2 separate regions of the Homo sapiens genome follow, and region 2 is linked to region 1. Evidence: read pairs that join two places in POLR2A ChIA-PET (ENCODE). Cell type or tissue: A673. All regions are shown on one strand. Links, peaks and the distances in the headings refer to the core of each region. The heading gives the core; the rest is flanking DNA.

Region 1 (11,495 bases), core at 1,590-9,589:
TGGAGAAGCAAAAGCAGATTTACTGCTGTTGAGTGCTGGGGTGGGAGTTGGGGGAGTCTGAAGGAACTGCAAGGAATTCTTTAGGGCCAGAAACACGGTCACTCTTCCTGGATTTCCCCATTCTGCTTCAATGCCTGAGACTGTGGTTGGCAAAGAGGTGAGATAGCTACATTGATTTTTTCAGCATGGTGGGCTTTGCTTGCTCTCCCTGTTCCCACCCCATTCCTCTTCATTAAGGTCCTTTGGCATTTCTCAGCATTTCCTTATTTCTCAGTGTTTCCCTTGAGTTAGTTTCTCCTCTTTGTGCATGCTCTCCTTAAATGAGTGTGGCTTTTAATATCTGTGGCTTCTCACAAAAGATCTTTGTTTAAGACCTTGGGATTTTTCTAGGGAAATCTATATATATGTGCATACATACATACATATTCATATGTAAAATTGTTTTATATACTTATTAGTCTCTTATTTCAAAAATAGCTGCTGAACGAATCTGTACCTCCTTGCTACTATATGTACTCACATTCGCACAGGCACATGCTTTCTCTCTCTGTATCTTTCTCACTCTTTCTTTCTCTCACTTGTCCCCACTCAATCCCATTCCACCCTCATTCTGCCACTTGTATGTAGCTTAAGAATTCAAACCTCCAAGAAGAAGTTGTCTGTGGTCAAAATGGTGCTACTAGACTTTAAATAACTTAGGTACCAAGACTCTCTTATTCAGAGAGCTGGATGTTTGAATGGATGAATGGGTAGATGCATAGACAGATGGACAGACACACAAATGGCCCAAACAATCAAGCTTCTGAAAGTTTGGCAATGTTATTTTTGATAACAACCCTTAGTAAGCAACTCAAAACAAGTGTTGGCAATGATGATGATGATGATGACAGTGTAATGTGATAAGTGCTACAACAGAAGAAGAATAAAAAGGGTACGCTGGGGAGTAAGGCAGTGAGATTCCAAAGAGTTTGGCAGGACTAAGACTTAATAATATTCCTCCTCCACTCATTAAACAAACATTCAAGCAGTGATCTTTGGCATCACCATTTGCCCAGCCCATGCTGTGCATGGTGGTGTGTGCAAAAGAAGTAGTCTCTGACATCCCTCCCTGTTTAAGGCCTAAAATAAGAGATTCCTCCCTCCTTGTTAACCATAAATTAAGTAATTAATTCTTTTACAAGGCATGGGTAAAAGATGCTAAGCCCTAAATACAGGATTCATCCAAGAGGGTTTTTCAATAAGGTCCCTTTTATTTTTTACTCAGGATAAAATTAAATAATAAGATATTATCCACACTGTTTCTCAGCATTCTACTTATAAGGTTTATTTCCTTAAATTGTTTGAGAAGTCCAAACAAGATGTATGCTATTTTAGGAAGCACAGAAAGGCAGATCCATCACAGCCAAGCTCAGTGAAGATGACAGGTGGGAGGGACAAGGCAAGGGTGTCATGCTTTTTTGACCCAAAATGATTGAAACAGAGGAAGATATGAAGATGACAAAGAATATCTCATGCTTTCCTTTCCTCCTCTTATTCTAACTAGGATAAATAATACATGACAGTGGAATAGCCTAAGTGTTGCATTAATTACCATGCCGTTCAAAACCCCACTTTTTCCATATGAAAGAAGGATTTTCATGTGGCAGTGACCAAGAAGCCTCCCAGAACATGAAAAGCAAGGTTGTCTGAGGGCCTTGGCTCCTGCCCGTGAAGAAATTTGACTCTAGCTGCAGAAACAGGAATAACTTAAAAGTCAAACAAAGCTAGGGTGAAAAACTAAACTGACCTAATCACCTTCCCTTTGTTATACATGTGAAGGAGAAAATATTAGAGAATAAGGCTATAAGCAGAAGTAGCAAGAGCTTAAAAAGTCGTGAAGACCTACATGCATGGTAAGTTTGCATATGGGCAAAAAGTATAAGCAAACAGAAGCTGTATAAGGTAGCTTGTTGTGCCTGGAACATGGTTTCCCTGGACTACTCATTAATCCTATGGATCGCAGTTTAAACATCACAGCCTTGAAGAAACCACCCTAACCAGCTTCATCCTCATCTCATACTTCCCACCCTCACCCCACTGATACAGAGACTTGGTCAGGCTCCCCTGTGTGTGTGCTCATCAAATCCTAGGTTATGTTCCCCATCACATCTACCACAGCTGTCATTGAATAGTTATTTATGAGATTATCAGTTACCTCTCTCCCTTACTGTACTAGCAGCTCCATCAAGGCAGGAACTGTGTCTATCTGGTTTCCACATCACTGTACATACTTCTAGCATTAACACAGAATCTGACTTAGGCTGAAAAATAACTAAATGTTTCTTGAATGATTTAATGAGAAGAAACAAGACATAGGCTTAAGGAGAAGACTGAAAAGAAGAACCGGCCAGGCGCGGTGGCTCACGCTTGTAGTCCCAGTGCTTTGGGAGACCAAGATGGGTGGATCACGAGGTCAGGAGTTCAAGACCAGCCTGGCCAACACAGTGAAACCCCATCTCTACTAAAAATACAAAACTTAGCCAGGTGTGGTAGCGGGTGCCTGTAATCCCAGCTCCTCGGGAGGCTGAGCCAGGAGAATCGCTTGAACCCGGGAGGCAGAGGTTGCAGCGAGCCGAGATCACACCACCGCACTCTAGCCTGGGCGACAGAGCTAAACTCCATCTCAAAAACAAAATAAAAGAAGAACCTGACTTCAGAGGACAGGTCGGCGGCCATTGCTGGGCCTGGAGTGATGCCACCCCAATCTCTGAGTGTGAAGACTTAGGTCTGGTTATTCCCCAAACCCCGAGCAGCAGCAGTCCTCTGGTGTCCTGATGTGTGCTGCAGGATACTTAAAAACAAGATGATGAACTCTTGCTAACCCACATATATCCCCAAAACAAATAGCAGAGAGAGAAGCATGGACCATGGGCCACATCAGCGGAATCATCTCTAAATGACATGCTTCTGAAAGCCTCGGAAAGGAGGGGGTGAACTAGAGGTTTACATTAACCTCATTGCATATTTCTTTTTGTTTACAGGAAATTATTTGAATTTTCCATGCCTATCTGTTTGATGTTGACTTCACTGCATCATTAATGCTTAGCTGCATCATTTGGATTGTTCCACATTATTTATACAGAAAAAGGACCCCAGTTGATACTTTATTAGTTGTGGTATAATAATTTGTTTTCAATTATTATTTTTTTTTAGTTTAAGATACTATCCAAGTCTCTCCTAGTGGGGAGGAGAAGAAATACTTTTTTTCTTGTACAATATCATGTTCATATAAATAAGTAAGTAAAACATCTCCCTTCTCTTCAGTGATCCTATACAACTTGCTTATAAAATCAATTTAGATATCTTGCCTATTGAACTGTCTGGGTTTTCTATATTCTTTGGAAGAATAAGGATTTTTTTTTTAATGGATAGGTAGAACATGGCTTTAAAGCAAGGGTTTTGAGCCAGATAACTCTTTGTTGTGGGAGGCTGCCCTGTGCATGATGGGATATTTTGCAGCACCTCTGGCCTCCACCCACTAGATGCCAGTAGCACCCTCCCAGCCCCAGTTATAACCATAGAAATTGTCTCCAGGCATTGCCAAATTTGCCCTAGGTAGGCAAAAAACACCCTAGGTTGAGAGCCCCTGGTGTAAAGGGAGGAAGAGGCTAGAAGGCAGACTGTTTTCCTATCTTTCAGATGAGGCAAAATTATCATTAGCCTTCTTGGTCAGGTGTTTTTCTAATCACTAGTTTGGTCTCCTTTGGCCTAAGCACAAAAAGGCTATGTGGTGTCCCATCCATTGGTGAAAACATGAAACAGAAAATCTCTTTCTGAAATCCCTAGAGGCTTCCCTCCCCATCCTGTAGAAAGAATACAGTATAGTGATCCAGACAGACTAGCAATCTGCCCCTTATGACCTCTGTGACCTCTGGGGAGTCTCAAGCTCCTCAATACAGTAGGGGTACAAAATTTGACCTACCCATGTCAATGAATAGTTGGAAAAATCAAATCAAAATGTACCCAGTTTCATTTTCTATAAGTGACAGAGTCAGACCCACTAATACTGCTTGTTGTGTTGCCTTTTCTTGACAAAATGACTTTAGCCATAAGGAAGGAGTGGGAGGCAGAACAGAGCATGGTTATGGGTCTGGTCTTTGAATTCTAACAGGCCAGAGTTCTAAGCAATTGCCTCCAGTTACCAGCTGTGTAGGTGGTATAACAACTAAGGCACATAACTTCTCTGAGCCTCTCTTTCCTCACCAATAAAATCGTAAAAATATCTAGGGTATAGGGGCGATTATGAGAATAATATTCTAGAATATATGCAAGACACTATGTGCATTGTTCATTACAGGGTGAGTACCCATAAATTATGTTTGTCATTGCTGTTATCATTGTTAATAAATACAGAAAATACTACAAGCTGTCAGGCTAATGGGAGGGACATGTGGGAACAGTTTCCTTTAGGATCCCTAAACCAGATCTGTGATGGGAACTTCAATTCTCTTGCTTTGCTTAAAGCCAAAAGCAATGACAGGCATGTTAAAAGATCAGTCATTTTCCTACGGTTTGATAGCAGGAGCTGTGTCTCATTCATATCTGTACTCAAAGCACCTAGCACAGTGTATGGCCAAAGTAAGGGCATTCATTCCTATGCTCCCGTGCTTGACAGGGAAAATTATTGAGCATCTACTATATGCCAGAAGCAGTTCTAGGCTCTGGACAGTGATGAGCGGTGTTGAGCAAAAGCAGACACAGTCATGGCCCTTGGGGAGTTTATAGTCCTATTGCAAAGACTGCAAATCAACAACTGACTGGGAACAGGCAGAAAACAGAAAAGCCACACAATCTTTTCATAATTTTTTCATTTATGATACACATATAGTTATGGAGAAATAGTTCTCAACTTAAAGAAAACCAACATTCCAAGAATGATAGTAAATGGCAGATGACATGGCTCAGTTTGGGAGCAGTGGGAAGGGTAGAGAGCTAGAGAGAATGTCACTGTTGAGCAATAAAGAGGCACATCCTCCAAGTCATTTTGAGATTTCTGGGTCCATCTGAGGAGATCTGAGTTTTGACTGTGGAGTGTTTGTGATGCATGAAGGATCAGAGGATGGTGGACAGTTGCACAGGAGATGGGAAAGATGCAACATGGTCCCCAGGAGACTGGGCTACAGGAGCCAGATTCTCTGAGTCCCTGAGCCCACAAGCCTCAGCATGACAGTGTAGGTGATGTCACACGAATAGGAAGTAGGTAATGACTGGCCTAGCCCTTTATAAAAAACATTAAAAAAAATAACCCAAATTCTAGAGATGGGGGTGGGGAGGAATTCACCTTTTTTATTCAATCAGCTCCAGAAAATGGTTAGAAAAAGAAAGTCTCCTCCTAGTGATTTTAAGCATCTTGTTCCCACAGGAAGAGGCCATTGGGATTAAACATTACTCTGCCTAAATCAAATCCTAATCCTTTTAGAATGGTTAGTTATCTGTAGGACTTGTTAACTGGCTAGGGATGAGCTTAACCTCCTGGGTGCCTATCACTCCAGTCTTGACATTTTGCTGTTAGTAGGAGGGCCACACACACACAGGATGCTCCAAGAGAGATTAGGACCAGGCTACTCCAAACTTTTCTTTTTTTTTTTTTTTTTCTTGTGCTTTTTTAGGTCAAATAGTCTACAGAGCTCTGGAAAAGGGGTGAAATGAATGTAGGATTGTGGGGAAAGGCAAAAGGAGCTAAAGAGACATTGGGAAAGGAATTTTTGAAAGAGATTTAGGAAGCTGTAGTCTTAAATGTAAAACAAAATACCAAAAGATACATTATTTACTTCCATATAGTACAATAGCTGGGACATTTCTAATAAAAAGTCTGCAACATATTACACATATGAAAATGTACAGTTCTGCAGTCTTTATCATATAAGTTTCAGAGTTGTCTGTTCTTTGCTTGGCACACTTATAAAAGCAAGCATATACTGAATGCTATTTTAATAACCTTCATGGTATGGTATTATAGATTAGATTCAATTCATTGTTTCCTACCCCATACTTGTTTCCCATGGCATACCACTGCTTTTATACTAGACAGTCTACCCTGTAGGGAGAAAAATTGGTCTAAAATATAAAGCTAGCCCTTTCTTTTTGCAGACATCCTGTAATTAGCTCAAGTTTTCATCTCTTCACAGCAAGATCCTGCTGCACAAAACAGAAAAGTTTTCTTTTCTCAACATGTTTTTGCCAGATGTTTCCACCAAAAAAAAAAAAAAAAATGTAAAGGCAAGATTTTTGTGTGCATTCGTATACATGACTTCATCCTTAATGACTGCTTCAAATGCTCCTCCTCCTTAATTAAACTAAGTAGTTCTCCCCCGGGTCCTTTGTAAGAGCATCTATTGTCTTTATCTTCACAGTCTCAGCATTTCAGCCATTCGTGATTGTCCCACATGGCCTCAGGAGGAGTCAAACTTTTAGCTCTATTCATACTCCTTCTGTATTTTCTGCACAGCAAACCCCAAAAAAACACTTTAATTAACAATTTGACCAAAGAAAATTTAATCTCTGCCAAATTAGCTTATAAAATTCTTGCTGTATTTCCAACTAACCTCACATTTTTTTCTGATTAAGGGATTATTTTATGGTTAATGTTGGAAATAGTATGATAAATTTGCTTCAATATTAGCAGTCAGACATTGTCTAGTTTGAGATATCAGTGTTTCAGTTTTGCTATAGAATATTTTTATGTTTTTAAAATATTTTTCTGGCCGGGCACAGTGGCTCACGCCTGTAATTCCAACACTTTGGGAGGCTGAGGTGGGCGGATCACAAGGTCAGGAGATCGAGACCATCCTGGCTAACACGGTGAAACCCCGTCTCTACTAAACATACAGAACAATTAGCCGGGCGTGGTGGCGGGTGCCTGTAGTCCCAGCTACACGGGAGGCTGAGGCAGGAGAATGGCGTGAACCTGGGAGCAGAGATTGCAGTGAGCCGAGATCATGTCACTGCATTCCAGCTGGGGGTACAGAGCAAGACTCTGTCTCAAAAAAAAATGATAATAATAAACAAACAAACAAAACAAAACAAATATATTTATATATATTTATATATACTTTTATATATTTTTATATATTTTTTTATATTTTTATATATTTATATATTCTTTTTTATATATTTATATATTTTTTATATATTTATATATTTATATATTTTTATATATTTTATATATATTTATATATTTATATATTATATATATTTATATATTTGTATAGATTTATATATATTTATATATTTATATATATTTATATATTTTTATATTTATATATTTTTATATATTTATATATTTATATATTTTTGTATATTTATATATTTATATATTTATATATTTATATATTTTTGTATATTTATATATTTATATATATTTATATATTTATATATTTTTATATTTTTATATATTTATGTATATTTTTATATATATTTCTATATTTATGTATATTTTTATATATTTATATATATTATATATTCATATATTTTATATATATTTATATGTATATTTATATATATTTATATATTTATATATTTATATATTTTTTATATTTTTTATATATTTATATATTTTATATATATTTATATATTTTTATATTTTTAATATATTTTTATGTATATTTCTATCCTATATATTTTTTAATATATATATTTATATATATTTCTATCATATATATATATTTCTTCCCTGTCTTCTGTATTTCTGCCATCATCACAAAATTTTGTAATATCAATACTGGCGATGGCCTTAAAAGATCTGATTCAGCTCCTTTCTTGATCATTGGCAAAACTGAGAGGAAGAGAGTTGCCCTAATCACACATCTGATTAGTAAAGATTTTTTGATCCCTATTCTATATCCTACATCTTCTAATAACAGATCGCACTGCATTCTCATGTGAAAACCCAAAACAAAACAAAACCATCCCTTTTTATCAATGGCATAAGCTTGAAATCATTGATGATGATATCTATATACACTTCTCACAAATTGCCAGTCAGTATTCCTTGCTCCAGCTATCTTATGAGTTGGGCTGATCTAGCCACACTCTCATTTAAAATTTTTGGAATATTGAATAAGTGTGAGCTCCCACAATGATTAGTGGCATTATAGTCAGATATGTGTTCAAATCTCAACTTTGCCTCTTACAGATGAAGACCTTGGGCAAGTTACTCAATTTCTCCAAGCCTCAAGTTTCTCATTTTAAAAATTGAAATAGTGATAGGAACTTCCTCATAGGGCTGTCTGAGGAATGAATAAATGAATCAGTGAGCATAAGTGTGCATAGGACGATTCTTGGCAAATAGTTAAGTAACTGACATATTAGTTCTTTTGTTATGTTTGATTCAAATCCCAAGATTTGGTGACTGCCTGGATCAGAAAGGTGGAGAGAAAAGGAAGTGCCACAGATGAGGTCGAGGTTTCAAGGCTAGGTTACTAGACGTTTCTAGTACTCCCCAAAACTGACCTCCCCTAGCTCAACATAAGGAACATGACATTTCCTAACCCCCTTTCAATTAGGCTGGGACTGGGATAAGACCAGTGAGATCTCTAAGGTGAAAAATACAAGGAGCCACTGGCTTTTACACAGAGCCACACAGGGACCAACCCTATACCTGCATGATCCCAAGAGCAAGAGCCTCCTAAGACTATATTCTGGGTACCTCACACCTCACTCCTCACTCTAGTCACAGGATAGGTAAGCCCATGTGACAAGGTCTGGCCAGTGAGCTGCAATAGCAAGTCGCTCTTAAGAGCCAGCACTCAATTCTCCATGCTCTCTTGCCCTGCCACAGCAGCTGAGGAGGTTGCCTGTTCTCAATGGTGGCATTCTATGGCTATGTGAGACAGGTCCCCTGCCTACCATTGAAAATAATGGCAAAACCGCAGTTACTTTTGCACCAACCTAATACATGGCTGTGGAGCATGATCAAGAAATAAAATTCTGTTGTATAGGGCCACTGAGATCTGTTTGCTGCTGCAGCAAAACCTAGCCTATTTATTATTACCAGTATTATATTTGTTATCGCTATTATTAGCATATCCCAAGTCAAAATTAATCAGTGACTTTTGTTGCTTTCGCTAGGAGTATTGAGCTTGCAGGACTGTGTGGGTTAAGCTGTATCCTACTCGCTTGTGAATAGTAATGTCCTCCCTGACAACCTTTGTGAGCAGGGGACCTCTATATCCCCAAAGGCCTAACCTATTGTCTTGGCATATTACAGGTGTTTAATAGATGTTTGTTAATTAAATATTAGAAGACTTTGGTTTACAAGTAATAAGAAATTTTCTACAGAGCAAAAGGTATGAGCCAGCACTGAACCAAGAAAATGGCCCAGATTTTCTCCTATTTCTCCCTGTGAATCTCTTATTCTTTCAGTGCCTGCATCAGCTGGGTTGTCAAGGTTACTTCTCATCATCTTAGGAATATTATTAGATGTTGACCCATATTGTATCAAAATTAGACATAGACCTTGGTGTGTGTTTGCCTCCCCTACTGTTCTGACTGTTGTCACTCTTTTCTGATCTGTTTCCCCCACTATACTGTATTTAAATTTGTGAAGGATTTTACAGCCTGGCTATTCACCAGAATGAGACATCATTCAGCATTGTACTGACTCAGTGGGATTTCAACAGACATAGATTCAAACCCTGAATAAGTTGCAAAGTTCTTTGCTTGAGATTTAAGTGAGATTCAGTCTCTTCTTTCTAAATTTGCAGATTCTATATGGAGTTCTTATCAGCGTTCTGACCAGTTCTCTTACTTTTGTAAGCTTTCATCGTCATTGACATCATTATCTCAGCAGTTTATTTATTTTGTCCTGTGTTAGGTACTCTGCTATATGCTTCACGTTCATAATAGCACTTAAAGATTCACCACAACCCTATGAAAGAGATGCTATGGTTAGTCCTGTTTTGCGGATACATGAGAAAATTGAGCTCCAAGAGAATAAGGAACTTACCCAAGGAAACACAATACTAAATACCAGAGCTAAGATTAAGGCTAGGTTCAGTTTGACTCCAAATCCTGTTCTCTTAGCTTTCTATTATACTGATTAAGCAAGAGATAAAAGTGAAAAAAGTTTCCAAGGTGGTCCAACCCTTTCCAGTTTTATAACAAATATTTAAATAAGGATGATGATATCTAATACTCTGAGCATTTTAGTAGGGATGAGGGAAAAAGAAGAATAATTGGTGACCCAGTCTGACAGAATTTGGCTTACAAGGCTAGGTGTAGTGGCTCATGCCTATAATCACAGGGCTTTGGGAGGGCAAGCTGAGGGGATCACTTCAGGCCAGGAATTTCAGACCAGCCTAGGCAACAAGTAAGGCCCCATCTCTACAAAAGATAAAACAAAATAAATTCACCAGGCATGGTGGCATGTGCCTGTAGTCCCAGTTACTCAGGAGGGTGAGATGAGAGCATCCCTTGAGCCCAGGAGTTTGAGGCTGCAATGAGCTGTGATAGCACTACTGCACTCCAGCCTGAGCAACAGAATGAGACCTTGTCTCTTAAAAGAAAAAAAAAGAATTTGGCTTGCATAGGCTATTACTCAGAAAAAATACTCCCCAATTTCTTTACAACCTAGAGTTTTAAGAGAACTGGGCTCAGGGAGGGGATGGATATTATTGGGCAAAATTGTTTATTGGGAGAAAGTATTTTTAGTCACTTTGAAAGTGTGCATGGTAAGATTAAAAGCTACGGAAGAGAAAATATACACCAATATTATTCTTCAGGCCAGTTTGAAGCATTATACTTTGTTAAAACAACAAATTTTTCTTTCAAAAAAATGACCCTTTCAAACTGAGTTTCTTTCATTATTGAGGTTGAGAATATTATGTTTGCTGGACATTTTTATTTCCTTCTGTGTGAATTATCTATTCATAAATTTTGCCCACTTTATATTGAAATTATATGCATTAATAATTTATAATAACATTTTGCATATTTTGGAAATCAGACCTTGTGATTGTCATTATATTGTAAATATTTTCTCAAGTTTTTTGCTTATGCTTTCTTTGACTATGACATTTCCTATCTAAATATATTTTTAATTTTTATGTTAGAAGGGTAGCTTTGAGTGTGTGTGTGTGTGTGTGTGTGTGTGTGTAAAAGACAGGGAAATAATTTGGATGTCAGAAGCTGGTTTTACAAATCTATTTCATGCCAATAACAAGCAGGCAGGGAGCCACTGTATAATTTGTGAGGCAATTTGCAGAAGGCTTCCTGTTTGACTCTGGGCATCATTAAATAATAGCCATGTGCAGATTTGGCTACTTTCCATGCATGGCCTAAAAGCGGGCCTATCGGCACTCACATCAGTTTGCAATGCCTGGCTGGTCATAATAGGTGTTAATACCAGCCCATAAAACTACTGCTACTTTGTGGATTTGTTGAAATGTCAAGTGATTTGCTGCTGAGAAAAAGAATGACAGAGAAGAAAGAAAGAAAGCTGGAAAGAAGGTAGAAAG
Region 2 (11,495 bases), core at 2,045-10,044, 370 kb after region 1:
ACTTTTGGCACTCACTCAAATCCAACCAGATGGATAAACACTTGGTTTAACTGAACCAATGCTGTGGAGCGCTCTGCATCTGCTGCCGCTATCCTCAAAGTCTGGGACAGGGACAGCATGAATAGAGTCAGCTCTGACTTTCAGTGTTGCCTGCCTAGTTATAAAACTCAGACTAATTATCTGGCTTAAAAATTCATCATCATATGCAGTTACATTATTGCCTCTGTCGCGTTCTCCTAAGCTAATCTGTACCTTGACCTTTTCCTCTCTGTACTCCTGTGACACTGCTTGCCTTCACACATGCCATTAACTGGAACTCTCTTCCCTCTTGTCCCCCTCTTTTTTCTCAACTAATTTCTCAATTTCTTTACATTACCCACCTCCCCTATCCCCAAATTAGAGACCCTATGCTCTGCCTCTGTTTTTCATCACATATGTATATGAGACTAACTGGTGAATGTCTCCCCTACTATCTGCCACCAGAGGATGTTCTATGAAGCACCTACTGCAGGCCAGGCCGAGTGGGACAAATGATGTGATAGACACTGGGGCCTATCATCAAGAAGCTTGTCCTCTAACAGAGAGGAAGAAAAACAAGCGAATCAAGAGTTTCCGGGGCCGGGACCACAATTCGCACAACGCATGGGGTGAGGGAGAGGAAACTCTACCCGTGCAGAAAGCGTTTCTTTTTTTTTTTTTTTTTTTTTTTGAGATGGAGTCTTGCTCTGTTGCCCAGGCTGGAGTGCAGTGGCGCGATCTCGGCTCACTGTAACCTCCGTCTCCCTGGTTCAAGCAATTTTCCTGCCTCAGCATCCTGAGTAGCTGGGATTACAGGCACGCGCCACCACGCCCAGCTAATTTTTGTATTTTTAGTAGAGACGGAGTTTCACCACGTTGGCCAGGATGGTCTCCATCTCCTGACCACGTGATCTTTCCACCTCGGCCTCACCAAAGTGTGGGGATTATAGGCATGAGCCACCGCGCCCAGCGGAGAAAGTATTTCTAACGGAGATGTTGGCATAAGCAAAGGCAAAGAGGTGTGACTGTGTGCCCTACAAGCAGCTGGTTATTCCCAAAGCAGCGAGCCTTTGGCATGGAGTGGAGACAGGCGAGGCTGGAGAGGAAGCAGTGTCCAGATCACAAGATGTCTTTGTATGCCACGCTGGAGAGGGCAGAGTTCCCTGTAAGTAGGGCAGTAAAAAGGGCAGGGCTCCCTTTTGGTTAAAAACACGCCTCCCTCCAAATCTGTGGAAACTCAGGCCATAAACCTTCCCCTGCTCTTCTGCCAGATTTCCCATAAGCACCCCATGCATTCCGCTCAAGGGAACAAAAAGAGGGTGAGCAGCTTTTCCATGCATTCCAAATTCATTTCTATGAGCCATTGCCAATCAATCAGCACAGAGTGATGAGAATCTAGAGCTCATGGCTGGGCACAGACAGCTAAATCTGTCTGGTTCTTGTTCTCTTTTTTCTATTTTAATAGCATATAGTGAAAAACTTATTTTTTAATTTTTTAAACTAGGATTAAGTTTTAATGGCAGGGAATACTGTGACCACAGTTATGATCCCAAATCTTACTGAAAATTAATCTGTCCCCTACAGTCGGGTCATTAAGGCAGAGTCTTTTGAAGGTTGTTAAATTCCCACTCAATTATAGTTTTGACCACACTTTGAATGCATCCGGATGAGCTGGTGGCATCATATAAAAGTCAATGACGTGGACGGCGAGAGCCTGCAGATGCTTTAAAGTGGAAAGAACTAAAGAGTGTCTCCTCTTATCTTGAAGAACACTGTTTGCTCTAAAATCATGCCTTAATTTTTATGACACGTAATATAATGACTTGAAACTCAACCTTTGCAAATGAAGTATCTCAAGGTTTTCTTATTAGAGGGATAAGTCTGAGATATAAGATGGGAGAAAGATATATTGAATCGGAGTTAAGAAATAAAAAAGCAGCTGGGTGCAGTGGCTCATGCCTATAATCCCAGCATTTTGGGAGGCAGAGGTGGATGGATCACCTGAGTTCAGGAGTTTGAGACCAGCCTGGGCAACATGGTGAAACCCTATCTCTACTAAAAATGCAAAAATTAGCCGGGTGTAGTGGCAGGTGCCTGTAATCACAGCTACTTGGAAGGCTGAGGCAGGAGCATCGCTTGAACCCAGGAGGCGGAGATTGCATTGAGCCAAGATTGTGTCCCTGCACTTCAGCCTGGGCAAAAAGAGCGAAACTCTGTCTCCAAACAACAACAAAAAGAAGTAAAAAAGCTTAAACAGGAAATTCTTCTCCACTCAAAAAATATTTACTGTGCTCTTATGATGTGGTCAACAGAATGGATGCTGGAGATATTAAGAGACATAAGACTTGCTCTCTCATCTCACAAGGTATGCCTGAGTGGAGCAAAGGGGGAGAAAACGAGACAAAGATAAATTTGGCAGGAGTAAAACTGATCATTAGGCCGGTTACTGCGATGTATGCTTGAGCAGAAATACAGCCGGAATTTTAGGATCATATCTGCATGGTAAACCAGTTTCCAGAGGAAGTGATCCGTGGCCTAATAATGTAAACTAGCTCATAGCTAGGAAACAATGACACCTGTGACTAATGGGAAAAAGAAAAAGGAAGAAGACGAAGAAAAAGTCTCCAGCTCTAGCTTCCCCAAGATACATAGAGACTGCCTTCGACTGCTGTATTATACTCGGCTGAGATTCTTGGTAGCTCTAACTCATCGATATGGTCCAGCAAAATGCAAAATGTCACTCTACAGTGACAATCTTTGCTTAAAGAATATGATATTTAGCTATGAATACCAAAATAAAAATGAGCTACATCAACCTCTTCCCTTCATTTTTAAACTCAAAAACCCGTGACGTTCTGTAGAAAAGGAAAACTCTTTTAAACAGAAGCCATGGGAAAACATCAGTTAGGCTTTTGTGATTTGAAAATGAATAATCTTATTTTATGAAATTCAAAGAGAAATAAAATACTTTAGAAGGAGAGGTATGTCTAAAGTGAGCTATATACAACTCCCATCTTCTTGGTTTCAGATCTGTAATTACGCTTATGTGCGGCTACAGTATAGTGAGAACAAAATAGGCTCAAGACTCAGCCAGAAACATGAATACAATTCTTGACTTTGAAACTTGGTAGCAGTGTGACTTTGGGCAAGGTATGTAACTTTGAATCTCAGTGTTCTCCTCTGTAAATTAAAAATCCCAATTTTTGCTTTTGGGGACTTCTGCAATGATAGTAGATACCAGATATCTAAAGCACCTGACATATAACAGGTTTTCAACAAATTCAAACTAATTTTATTATTTTTTATGTTCCTCATAAATTCTTGGGCATAAATTGTTATTCCTCATGACTTCTGAGCAGGGACAGATAGTGATGAGAGCATTTCTTTCTGGATGGGAACAGTAAACACAACTCCATATTTTTGTGACAGTCCAGAGAGAATGCTCAATTCATTCATCCTAGAAGAATTTTTCCTAACACCTCCAGGGTGACATAATTATTGTCTTGGGGGGTGGGACAAGTGTCAAGGCTGAAGCAATCACGGCATTATCACTATGCTAAGAGCCAGCAACAGATACTAAACAGAAGTTATAAATAGCAAAGCAAGACCCAAAAATGCAAAGTAGAAAATACAGTATTCCAAACTCTCAAACGTCCCCAGCAACAGATCCAGAGAAAGAGTTACTCAGACAAAAGCTACCATTTTTTTTTTTTTTTTTTTTTTTTTGAGATGGAGTCTCCCTCTGTTACCCAGGCTGGAGCGCAGTGGCGCGATCTCGGCTCACTGCAAGCTCCACCTCCCGGGTTCATGCCATTCTTCTGCCTCAGCCTCCCGAGTAGCTGGGACTACACCCACCACCACGCCCGGCTAATTTTTTTGTATTTTTAGTAGAGACGGGGTTTCACTGTGTTCGGCAGGATGGTCTCGAACTCCTGACCTTGTGATCCGCCGGCCTCGGCCTCCCAGAGTGCTGGGATTACAGGCGTGAGCCACTGCTCCCAGCAAAAGCTACCATTTTTAAGCCCTTACTCCATGCCAGAAACTGGATATGCACTTTGCATGCATCAACTCAATCTTGACAACACTGACTCTGAGATGGATCCTATTATTCTTCCCATTTTATAAACAAGGACACCTCTGTTTTCACCGTCTTCGGATGGTAGGTAATTTTCTGGAGGTCCCCCAGCTGGTAAGTGCTATAAATGGAATTTGAACTCAGGTCTGTTTGACTCCAGGACTTCCACTCTTCAAAACTGTGCCATTTCCAATTACATCAATGGAAAACATAGGTCATTGTCTTAAAGCAACCAAGTAATATATTCCCCAAACAGCGTGCTTAGTCTTCCAGAGTTTGATTTTATTTTATTCTCTATGGTGTGAGTCCTGACTAGAATACAGCCAAAGGCTCTGCTCTGATCCCAGGCTGTTCCTTCCCATCTTCACTGCCAGACCCTCCTCTTCCCACTTCTAAATGCTGTAGAGCCCCAGGACTCTGTCCTGGCTCCTCTCCTCCTCTATCCACAGACCTGCCCTCAGTGATCTCATCAGTCCTGTGGTTGATATACAAGAAAGAATAATCTGTATGCTGAGAGCTCTCAGTAGAACTTTTGGTGTCTTTACCCCAACACCCACCCACTCCACCACAACAATAAAACAAGACAAGACCTCCGTTTCTCCCCCAGTGAAGGCCAAAAACCCAGGAGTCATCCTTTATCCCCCTTCCCTACACATATCACATCTAGCTCATTGGTTAATCCTGTTGGCCTTATCTTTAAAAATATATCCCAAATGTGCCCACTGTTCAGCATTTCCACCACTACTACCCTAGTCCAGGCCCCAGTGTCTTTCATCTGCACTACTGCTTCAGCCTCCCCAACACCACACTAGCTCCTGTTCAGCTCATTTGCCATAGAGCAACTGGGTGTCCTTGGGAAAAGAAACACCCTCACCACAGATTGTGCCATTCACACCCTCAGAACCCTCCAGTGGCTCCCCATTACAATTAGAACAGAATTCAAACTTCTTCCTGAGGTCCCCAAGCTACCACTTCATCTGGCCCCTGCTTAGCTCTGCAAACTCAGCTTGTACCACACAGATCTTACTGTTCCGTGACCACGCCCAGGGTGTTTCCACACCAAGCAGGTGCCTTTCCCAGGGTTTTTGCACTTGCTGTTCCCTCTTCCTGGAGGAACCTTCCTCTACCTCTTCACAGGGCTTTGCTCTCTCACTTCATTCAGGTCATGGCTTAAATGCTACCTCCTCAGAGAGCCTTCCCTGACCACTTGGCCTAACACAGCTCCTTGTCCATCCTCAATACTTGGGCTTACTCTTACCTGAGGGCACTTACCACCACCTGAAATTATCTTTATAATGGATTTAGTCTATACTTCTATTTTTTAAAAAAATTTACCACTGTATTCACAGGTCGTAAATCCGGAGTAGGTACTCAATGAATATGTGCAAATATCTGCATCTTGCCTCAATTTAACTTTAAGCTCTAAGACAGCAGGGACTCTGTCTTGGGCACTGCTATATCCCCATGCCTAGAATAGCACTTGGTATATAATAGGCATCCCCATATTTGAAGAATGAATAAGTGAAAGGCTCCTAGCAGTCCTACATATAAAGGTCAGCTCCCATCTTATAGGCAAAAGAGTGACCAGGACTCACCTACTAGAATGGCCATCTGAACTTGTGTTTGAATAGTGTAAGGTCCCCCACTATCCAGAGGTAGGTCATACTCCTGAGGCTCCCCAGTATATCCTCCCCATCCAGATGCTCTGGAGCTATGTGACAGCTGGCTTGGTCTTTTAAAGAGGGAGAAGACCATGTGAGGCAACATGAGCCTAGGCTTTGGGCACCAGGAGAATCCTGCATCTCATCTATCTCTAGATTCTCCCTAGGCCCTGCAAAGCTTCTGTCAAACAAGCTCACTTTCCCTAGGCACGCTGCACCACTGGATCAATTTCCACCAATGTTACCATGCTAAGGCTATAGGGAAACGAGTCCACAGGTAAAATAGGTCCAATGTACACATAACAATATCCCAAGGAGTCATTGAGATGAAGCAAGTGCTTGCTCCAAGACCTGAACAAGGTAAATATATTTAAAAACATGTTCGTTTAATCCGGTCTGACAGTGAGAAGGGTTTGTATGGGGCCGACAATACCAGGCTGGTTGTCCCGTGTCTGGCACACCCTGCAGGTTTTTTCAGTTAAATGTAATAATCAAATCAGCTGCACAGCACCGTTAACTCTGAAAAGGCAAAGGGAGCTTCCTGGGTGATCTCCCTGCCTGCCTTTCTCCCGTGCCGACTACAAAGACCAAAGAATCGTAGCCTGGTAGCAAAGGTGTTTATAGACACATAGAGGACGCTGGAAACAGAGAAGGAGAAAAATGGGGAGGTTTCTGCTCTAGCAGTCTCCAAAGGAGAAAGCGCTTACTTCACAGTAGATGTCTGAGAAAAATAATGTTTCATAGGCTTCCTCCACCTAACTTGTTTGGTTGCCCAACTCTATAGATCCTTTGTGCCCTCCCATCCCTCTACCATTTCCAAACTGACTTTGCACTCAGACATGACAAAGCTTGTAAGCACTCCCAAGAGAGCACAAGTTAAAGGAGGGAGAGACAGGCCTTCTGCAGACTAGTTATGTGAAAACAAAGGAAAAGTTAAACACATGATAAGATAAAGTAATAATCCTAGCACTTTTCCCACAGCCAATATTATCCTTTACTGATCCAGCTGGAAATTACTCTGCATTTGCAGAGCACAATCAAGATATCAGGTGCATGTCTGGAAGTTTGGTTTCTTGAAATAAAAATGCCATGTATGTTTAGTGATGCTACCATAACCACCGGTTTCACCAGTCAGCCATCAAGAAAGTATTTAAGAACCCAAAGAGCTCAGATGCTAAGAAAGTCTCTAAAGTTGATTTTTCCACCTCTTAGGCCAATCAAACCCACCTGTCTTATTTCACCACAGTTGGACACAGGCCAGCTTTCAATGAATATGTCTGAATATCTGCCTCTTGCCTCAATTATAATTTAAGTTCTAGGACAGGTTTAAATTATTGATGTTAATAGGAGAGAAGCAATTGTCAATTGTCTCTGCTTACCAGCAAGACACATTCCTGAAAAGTTTTCTCTGAAACAAAATACTATTATCTGAAAACCTCCCCCACCCCGCCCAACTGCTATAAAATTCCAGATGTAGTCTGAGATGGCAAACTAAAAGCAGACTGAATCAATCTCTTCTCTAGCACGGTCCATCAGTGTCCACAGCCGAGGGAATAAAACGGACACACTCAGGTCTGGATACTGACCAAAATAAAAAACCAAAATCCGAATTGAAATCCAGCAGGGGCAGGACTAGAGTTAGACAGGAGACACACCCAGGCCACATTTAAAGAGGCCCTCACTCACTCTCGGGATGGTTGCAGGTTATTGCCTCCTTCAATTTTGCACCCAGGTGTCTCTTCTGCCTCGCCCTAGGCCCAGCCCTGCTAACACATCATTTTGGTGTCCTGACTTACTTTCCCTGCAATGAAACTTCATTTTTTATTGAGTTAGCGTAACATGATTGGCTGGGTAATGCAGGAACCTAAACTTTGTTAAGGTTTTTCTTTCTTGGTTGACTAGCCTGCTAGCTTCCTCCCTCCCTTCTTCCTGTCCACTCACAGAAGGTGAGAAAATACAATAGTTTGTTCATTTCAATGGTGGTAGAATATAGGAGAGGGCATGCAGAGATGAACTGGCCTTTAGAGGCTGGCAGCAAAGGTGAGAGGCAATCAGGGGCTTAAGGAGATTCCTGGAAACCAGGGTTGGGGGAGGGGAGATATGCTCAGTCTGCATCCCAGAAAAGAAGAGCCTAGGCACCAACAGCTACAGCCCCACCCTACTCTTGGCCTTCGAACCCTCTAGGTGGTCCGAATAGCTATGCAGACCCAAGGTCAGAAAGACAGACTTCTCTTTGATTGCACAGTTTACTTTTAGAAATTGCTCACAACAGTCAGACATTTCAGACCCATCCTCAAGAGAGACTTTCCACAAAGACGCTGGCAGCGCCCTGTCATCTGTGCAAGCCAGAAATGGTGGCACCCCATAGCCACGGTGACCTGCTTAAGCCAGGAGCCCTAGTCCTAGTCATCTACGGTGAGCCTTTTATGAGTTCTGTCTGCTGCTGCTTGGCTTCTGAGGTGGTAGAGCCCTTTTTAGGGAGGCTTGTGGCAGAGGGTTAAGAGCCTTTGCATTTTATCATAAGCAGGACCTGCCAAAGCCCCAGTGAGGACAATGAGAAGAACCGGTGCTGGGGTTTTCTATGTCAGATCTCTCTGGGTGGTTCAACATCAGCCCATCTGTAATCCTATGAAGATATTTAATCCTTCAGTTCCTGGGTTCTTTTTCTTCCCTGATATTCCAGGTCTTCAGCCAAGCTGTTCCAATTCTTGGCCTGGAACACAATTCCACCAGCCTCCACTCCAAGACCTGTAGCTTAGCTAACCTGCTCCACTCTTTTACAGTTCATGGTAAATGGGAAATACTGGCGCCCACATACCTGAGGCATTCACAGAACTTAGAGCACCGCCTGGGACACATTAAGTGCCATCTGAAGTATTCTGTATCCATATCTAGCCATCGATCCAAAATGAAAAGTCTATCAGGCATATAAGCCAATTCAGTCATGACAGAGAATAATGTGGCACTATCTAGAAAAACTATGCAATTCCATTCCTAGGTAGGTATGCATCTTACTAAAACTCACACATGTGCAAAAGGATGTTTGCAAGGATGTTCACTGCAGCATTGCTTATAATGTTAAAAACTTTAGAAACAACTCTAAGCACCTATCAGTGCACTTAGGAATACGAGGAAAGGGATAAATAACGTGTGGCATATTTACACAGCATTTAAAGAGATGAACTAGTTTTTACCTCAAAAAAATAAAATTGAATGAAAACCCCAAGCTGAAAAATTAGAGTATACCCTGATAGCATTTATGAAAATTACAACACATATACAAATACCAGACGTCTATATTTGGACACACAAAATAATCCCTTTTAAAGTATCAAAACATAGTTCAAAAGGGTATATGCTAAAATTCATGTTAATGCTTTCCACTGGAGAGCAAAGGGAACTGAACAGGGTGTGCCAAAAGAGGATGCCAATGTTAACATTTGGGGATAAGGAACAAACTGACAAATGTTAGCTGTTATATAAATATGCCCACACATATAAATATATACATGAAAGATTATAGCAAAACATACAAGTATGTATGCTCCAAATTATTTTTTGTGCATTTTGCTCTATTTCAAAATAAAAAAAGGGAGAAGAGGGAGACTGTGCACATTTTGGACAATCAGGATTCCTTTACATTGTCTTAGAGAATTTTAAAAAGTGCAGTATACTTCAGGGGCTGACAGAGATGACAGAAAAGCTTGAGCATGGGGGCTCATTCTTGTAGTCCCAGCATTTTGAGAGGCTGAGGTGGGAGGATAGTTTGAGGCCAGGAGTTCGAGACCAGCCTGGGCAACATAATGAGACTGGCTTTTCAAAAAAAAAAAAAAAAAAAAATTAGCCAGGTCTGGTGGCGCACACCTGTAGTCCTAGTTACTTGGGAGGGTAAGGATCACCTTAGCCCAGGAGGTCCAGGCTGCAGCAACCTGTAATTGTGCCACTGTATTCCAGCCTGGGTGACAGAGTGAGAGCTTGTTTCAAAACAAAAACAAAAACAAGGCCAGGCACAGTGGCTCATGCCTATAATCCCAGCACTCTGGAAGGATGAGGTGGGTGGACTGTTTGAGCCCAGGAGTTCAAAACTAGCCTGGGCAACATGGTAAAACCCCATCTCTACAAAAAATACAAAAATTAGCTGGGCCTGGTGGCGTGCTCCTGTAGTCCCAGCTACTTGGAAGGCTGAGGTGGGAGGATCTCTGGAGCCCGGGAGGCAGAGGTTGTAGTTAGCTCAGATCACGCCACTGCACTCCAGCCTGGGTGACAGAGCAAGGCCTTGCCTCAAAAACAAAAACATAACTATTAAAAAGTTAATAACAATTTTAAAAATGCACATTTAATCAATATTGTCCTTAGCAGTAGTTCCCAAACTTTAGTGTAAATAGAAATCACTTGGGAGTTTATTAAAAATAGAAATCCCTGCATGTCATGCCTATCCCCACCATTATAATTCAGGAAATCTTGAGTGAGGCCCAGTGATCTCCTTTTTATACAAAAACCAAACGTCCCTACTATGGTATATAGTTAAGCCTTTGTTAAATGTTCTGAGAAACATTTTTTTAAAAACTCAAAAACTTAAAAGCAAATGAAAATTGCTATTTTGACCTAAAAGTCTATTCCCCTTTGCCAATAGCAACTGTTAAAATAAATTTATACATATTTTTAATAAAATTATATTTATATATATTTATATTTATATTTTGATAAGAAACTAAAATCACTATACATAATATTTACTTACATAGCTCTGTAAAATGTTGACCCTATAATAGAGGAATATTTTTAATGTGCAATTGAAATGTTAAAGGCACACTTGTTAAAATTATGACAACTCTTGTTCTAGGTAACAATTAACTTTAATGGAACAATTCTAGAGTTATAATTAAAAAGTAACCAGCACAGAAAACATGCAGCTTTAGGCTATCTAGCCTTTGCTATCCATTATCTAATGATAACCCACTTCTCTTCCCACCTCCCAGGCAGTCACAGTCCTCCTCCTGAGTTTCCCCAGCACCTATCTCACACCTTGGCACCAGCACACAGAGCTGGAGTGTAGTTCACCTGTGGACAGGCCCATGCTACCCTCTAGGCTGTGAGCTCCTCCCTCCTAACAGAGAAGGTGTCATGTCCATCTTTGGATACCTGTGTCTAGCAGTGTGTCTGGCATGCTGTAGGCATGTGATATAACAGCTGCTGAATGAGTTAGCAAGTCCAAACATGTCTTAGGTCTGAGACATCCAATGGAAAAGGAATCTCAAGTATAGGAGTTCTGGCAGACCTTCTCTAAAGGACCAGAGAGTAAATATTTAGCTTTTACAGGCCATGTGGTTCTCTTGCAACTTCTCAACCTGCCATCCTAGCTCGAAGGCTGCCATAGGTAACACATAAATAAATGAGCATGGCTCTGTTCCAATAAAACTTTATGAACACTGAGATCTGACTTTCATATAATGTTCATGTGTCATGAAGTATTACTCTTCTTTGCATTTTTTTCTCAATTATTTTAAAATGTTAAGAAAAATTATTAGCTTATAGGTCATACAAGAACCAGCAATGGAGTGTTCCAACCCCTTCTCTAGCAGACCTGGGCAGAGAGATTAATGGAAAAAGGCCAGGATACCAGACAGACTGAAATAGATGAAGGAGAAGTAAAAGAGAAGAGAAAGTTCTATAATGGACGAAAAGTCAGTGGATCCTTACAGTACCTGTAAGTAGGACAAAAACAATGCAGAAACACACAC

Evidence for each region. Peaks named below come from ENCODE experiments on the same cell type or tissue, not always from the same donor. Only the 100,000 strongest peaks of a DNase experiment are listed, where the experiment ranks them.
Region 2: POLR2A ChIA-PET joins it to region 1 with 6 read pairs; 2 of 35 experiments call an interaction of 5 or more read pairs at or near these places.

The regions. Positions count from the first base shown.
Region 1 is chr5:143,440,743-143,452,237 of GRCh38, reverse strand. No RefSeq gene overlaps it. Among named protein-coding and RNA genes, the nearest start is that of NR3C1, 43 kb to the right of the region's middle. In A673, for the core only: a CTCF peak has its summit at 3,302; a DNase peak (open chromatin) is centred at 6,147; H3K27ac peaks cover 1,293 bases.
Region 2 is chr5:143,074,259-143,085,753 of GRCh38, reverse strand. All of the region lies in intron 17 of ARHGAP26 (Rho GTPase activating protein 26), which reads right to left. Among named protein-coding and RNA genes, the nearest start is that of ARHGAP26-IT1, 110 kb to the left of the region's middle. In A673, for the core only: no CTCF peak of the experiment used is centred there; no DNase peak of the experiment used is centred there.